Linked DNA regions of Homo sapiens: region 2 is linked to region 1. Evidence: read pairs that join two places in POLR2A ChIA-PET (ENCODE). Cell type or tissue: GM12878. All regions are shown on one strand.

Region 1 (2,500 bases):
AGGCGGCTCCTTTCTGTGCCCAGTTGCTGATGCTGGCCTCTGGAGTTAGCACCTCCAAGCTGGGCGCTGCTGTCTCTTCTTTGCACCCCCTGGGCAGTGGCTGCTTCAGGTGGCAAGCCAACCTTTGAAGGCAGAATCTCTATTGTGGCTGTTTTTTTTTTCTCTCTCATAGCAGCAACCTCCACCCCCTTCCCCTTCCGTGTGCTGGGGAGAGTATTAAAGAGCAAACTCTGTGAGACCTGCTGCTCTTCAAACATGCTTCCTCCAACACATGAGCCTTCCTTAGTTTCCGCCTCTCCTGCTCATGAAGCACGTAGCCCACTGACTCCTGCTTCTTTGACAAAAAGGTGATGGACACACAGTTGCTCACCCCTCCTATTCATGCACTTGTGCACAAAGGTGCCCACGTTACCCCCCCCCACCCACCCCCCCGTCCACAGTTTACAGACGAATTCGCAGGACTCCTGTCTCCCATACCTGCATCCCTCCTTTCACAGACAACAGTTGAAAGAAGGAAGGAGAACCAGAATTGAGCACAGGTCCACAAGCTCTTATCTGAAACTTTGGGGGTCAGATAAGTTTTGGAATTCAGAATTTTTCAGGTTTATACAGAAACCAGCACCACAAAACACCCTTGGGGAGTTGGGGTAGTCTCATAATCAAACGCAACATTTCTGCAGCAAAACTATTGAATATTTACACCAACTGGGAGGAAGCTTAAATAGCCTTGTCTCAATTGAGGTCTGGTTTGATGGCCAAACGAGTTTGCTACAGAATGCTCAGAATTGCAAGCAAGGGGTGTAGAGCTGCCTCTCTTCTGTCACACTCTGACCGATCACCTATGCTCTCCTTTAATCCTCATGTCAGTCTCTGATGTGGGTGCCACCTACTGCCCACATGGCCTTCCCTCTCAGACCCTTGCTCACTCCTCACTTTTGTGCCATCTTTATCCTCCCCTTTCCCACCTCTGGCTGTGTCAGTCACTGGTGTCCTGGATCGCCTGGAGCATCTTCTCTCCTAGCCTTGGGCACTTGGGATTAAAGGTAGCTTCCTACGGGGGTCATCTCTTTTTTATTTTCCCAGTTCTCCCAGCAAGACTGATTTCGGGATATTGGAAACAGCTAGACTTTTCCCTCTTTGAGTCATGGGGACACACACGGGTCAACAGCCTCCTCCACTCTTTCCTCAGCAACCGATATGTGGAGTGGCTTATTTCCCCAGGAAGTTTTTAATTTAGGGGCTTTGCCGTTGTTTCCACACTGTTCATAAATGTCACACTGCTGTGGTCACACCTGTCAGATCTGTTCTCTATCTCACTCTGTAGTTTCCTTTCTCCTCATTTTCTCCATTCTCTTGTCTTTTCCCAGCCCCCTCTGCAGCTCTTCATGGGGGTCCACTCAAGTCAGAAGCCACATTTGGGTGTGATTCAGAGAGCTGTTTATGCAAAACCAGCTTTGTCACCATCAGGCAAGGCACCTGAATTCCCACCGCAGAGAGTGTTGTGGCCGTGAGGACTTTTCTGTCACCAGCCATTTCCAGGTTGTGGTAAATGTGTTCACTGCAGGCATGGGGCAGTGGGGTGGCTAGCTGACTGCAGGCCCTGGGAGGGTGGATGAGACCCTCAGAAGAATCATGAGGAACTGGGGACCTTTAGGAAGAAACTTGTCGAACAGGGACTTGCAGTTCGCTGAGCCTAGCAACCTTGAACCGACTGGGAACTGCTCACTAGCCTAACGCTGCTGTCCTCTGGGCCAAAGCCCATCTCCTCTTTTCTACATATCACTTCTCCAGGGGGTCAGAGCAGGAGCAGGGTCTGCCTGGCTTTCCTGGAGGGCCTCGGCCAAGAGGAGGAAGGCCAGGTTTCTGGACGTTTTTCTTTCCTAGGCAAATAGAATGAGCTCATCTCCAGCACTCTTTGCATCCACTTCTGGTGAGCCTTCCCCATCCTAGGCTGGCTCCCTGGACGGGACCTTCCTTTTTTTTTTTTTTCCTCCCTCCATTTCACTCTGTCACCCAGGCTAGAGTGCAATGATGCAATCTCAGCTCACTGCAACCTCTGTCTCCCAGGCTCAAGCCATTCTCACGCCTCAGCCTCCTGAGTAACTGGGATGACAGGTGCGTGCCACCACGCTCAGCTAATTTTTGTATTTTTAGTAGAGATGGAGTTTTGCCACGTTGGTCAGGCTGGCCTCAAGTTGATCCGCCCACCTTGGCTGGGATTACAGGGGAGAGCCACCGCGCCCAGCTTATTTTTTGTATTTTTAGTAGAGATGGGGTTTTGTCATGTTGGCCAGGCTGGACCAGAACACCTAGCCTCAGGTGATCTGCCTGCCTCGGCCTCCCAAAGTGCTGGGATTACAGGCACGAGCCACCATGCCTGGCTGGGCCCTTCCTTTTGTCTAGAGGCCCTGGGATGCAGCCCGCTGACATCTTCCTTGAAATCTCACACAACCACTTTCTCTTTTGGGGTCAGCCTCTCCCCCATGCCTGGCTGGGGCAT
Region 2 (2,500 bases), 420 kb before region 1:
GGGGTCCCTATTTCCCTCACATCCCTCCTTGACCAACCACACAGGGGCAAACAAAGGGGGAGGGGAGGCACAGGTGATCGCTCCACTGGGAGAGGATGCACAAAGCTACACCCACGCGCACAAACGAGACCCCTCCCTCCACACCAGGGGGCTGGGCGGGGCGACACAGAGAAGCAGAGCACTGTGGATTCCGGGGGCAGGGGAAGCAACAAAGTCTCCTTACAGACAGGTGGCCGGCCCCTCCCGTCCCCGTCCTGCTCCATCCCCAGAGTCTATCGCTGCCCCTCTGCTCTGCCCAGCCATTCTCCCACGGCCTCCAGCTTCTTCCCTGCTGCCGGGGACAAAAGGAAAAAGGGTACAGAGCAGAGGGGCTGAAGTCCATCCCTCAGCCCCTCTCCCTCATGCCAGGTGGTCTTCCCCTGCCCTCATTGGTAAGGGGTGAGGCAGGCTCTTAGCTGGCCACTCTCTGGTAGAAGTAGATGTAGCCCAGGTCCTTGGGCGGCTTCTCGGAGGCACACACTTTCTGGTCATTGTAGATCACCCATCTGGGGAAGTGGGGAAAACAGAAAAGGATGAACAAACTGGGCATTCAAAGTGGCATCATGTAGTCTCTCAGACATGGCCCCTGGAAGTGCTCTCCACACTCTCTGCCCATACCCCAAATCCACAGCCCAGCCACCATGTGCCTTAAGGGAGCTTCACAACCTCACAAGGGTCACGGACCCTATTATGTCTTCAGATCCTCCAGTACCTTTACAACCACCCTCCACCCATTCCAGGGAGGCAGGGGGTTGGTAAACTTTTTCTGGCAAGGGCCAGATAGTATTTGAGGTTCTGCAGGCTCTCTCTCTGGTCTCTGACACAACGACTCAACTTTCCTGCCGCAGCGTGAAAACAGGCACAAACAACACATAAACAAGTGTGTCCAGGTTCCAGTGAAAATTTATTTACAAAGGCAGGGGGCCTGGCCAGGCACGGTAGCTCATGCCTGTAATCCTAGCACTTTGGGAGGCCGAGGCAGAAGGATCACTTGAGCTCAGGAGTTCAAGACCAGCCTGGGCAACATAGTGAGATCCCATCTCTATTTAAAAAAAAAGCTGGTGGCCAGATCCAACCCTTGGGCCAATCACTGCTGCAAGACCTTCTGTCACTCTCTGGCACTTTATGTCCCCATCAGGCAGTCCCTTCACCTTCTCCCATAGCTATCCCAAGGACTTCCAAATGGCCCTCCTCATTCCCACCACCATTCTCCATTCAAAACGCATGTGGCCAGCACTCACCTGCCTTCTTTCTTGATGTGGCAGACGTAGTGACCACACATGGTAGAGGTGCCCATGTGACTAATGAAGGCAAAGAGCTGATACTCTAGGAAAGGAGAGAGGGGGTCAGAGAAGGAAACAGAAGAGGAATGCTTGAGTGATGGCCCAAAGATCCAGACAACAGCTCAGACTCAGGACAGGAGTTTCAGGGAATGTGAGGCAGGTACTGGGCCAGAGCCTGTCTCCATGTCAGAGAACCCCACCCTCAGATGCCACGTTGAGGTGGAAAGAAGCCCCTGACTCCTGAGGAGGGCAGAGCTGCCTGAATGAGGGATCTGGTGTAGTAGACTGACCAGATTCCACCAGGCCTGTCCTGCTTCCTGGGGATACTCACTTCCAGGACCATCCCGGACTTTAGGTCCCACTGGCACAGACTCAGAGATGGAGTCGGCAGCTGAGCGGCCCTCTGAGATGTCCATGGCAGCTTCAGCATCCAGGTCGTCAATGTGACTGAAGATCCAGTCCACAGCCCGTTCTAAACTATTGTTCTTGGAGAGGAAGGAAGCATTACTTTTTTTCTTGAGACGGAGTCTTGCTCTGTCGCCCAGGCTGGAGTGCAGTGGCGCGATCTCGGCTCACTGCAAGCTCCGCCTCCCGGGTTCACGCCTTTCTCCTGCCTCAGCCTCCCAAGTAGCTGGGACTACAGACGCCCACCACCACGCTTGGTTAATTTTTTGTATTTTTCGTAGAGACGGGGTTTCACCGTGTTAGCCAGGATGGTCTTGATCTGCTGACCGCGTGATCCGCCCACCTCACCCTCCCAAAGTGCTGGGATTACAGGCGTGAGCCACCGCGCCCGGCCAAACAGAAGCATTACATTTTTAACAAGTTCTGGGGCAAAAAACCCAGCAGTGAACGCAGGCTTCAGCTCCTTCATCGCAGCCACAAAAGAGTGGTGCCCAACCTCGGCCAGACCACACCTGTTGTCTTTGGTCTTGCTCAAGAAGGATGGCCCCTCATTCCCACCCCCTTCTTCCCCACTGGCCCCATGTCCTTAGCTGGGGCAGCCCATACCGTGGCCCGCAGCGCTTTCAAGGCCTGGTCCCGGGAGAAGCCCATGGAGACAATGGTGGTCACACAGTCCTCAGGAGGGGGGTCGGCTGCTGCGCTTGTGGAGCCCGGCCCACTAGAGCCAGGCAGGATGAGGGGGTTTGCAAAATCTGTGGATGTGAAGGGGTTGA

What was found. ChIA-PET counts read pairs that join two places held together with the same protein. Peaks named below come from ENCODE experiments on the same cell type or tissue, not always from the same donor. Only the 100,000 strongest peaks of a DNase experiment are listed, where the experiment ranks them.
Region 2: POLR2A ChIA-PET joins it to region 1 with 5 read pairs; 3 of 35 experiments call an interaction of 5 or more read pairs at or near these places.

The regions. Positions count from the first base shown.
Region 1 is chr12:6,442,585-6,445,084 of GRCh38, reverse strand. CD27 (CD27 molecule) reads right to left here and starts at 130. Exons shown (of 6, transcript NM_001242.5): 1 at 1-130. CD27-AS1 (CD27 antisense RNA 1) reads left to right here. Exons shown (of 6, transcript NR_015382.2): 5 at 1,368-1,539. RefSeq lists enhancers at 899-948, 969-1,038 and silencers at 2,029-2,108, 2,209-2,348. In GM12878, no CTCF peak of the experiment used is centred here; a DNase peak (open chromatin) is centred at 1,437; H3K4me3 peaks cover 2,311 bases; H3K27ac peaks cover 2,500 bases.
Region 2 is chr12:6,864,029-6,866,528 of GRCh38, reverse strand. USP5 (ubiquitin specific peptidase 5) reads right to left here. Exons shown (of 20, transcript NM_001098536.2): 17 at 2,334-2,479; 18 at 1,654-1,807; 19 at 1,281-1,365; 20 at 1-545. The coding sequence ends at 452. Among named protein-coding and RNA genes, the nearest start is that of TPI1, 2.3 kb to the left of the region's middle. RefSeq lists enhancers at 1-82, 83-745. In GM12878, no CTCF peak of the experiment used is centred here; no DNase peak of the experiment used is centred here.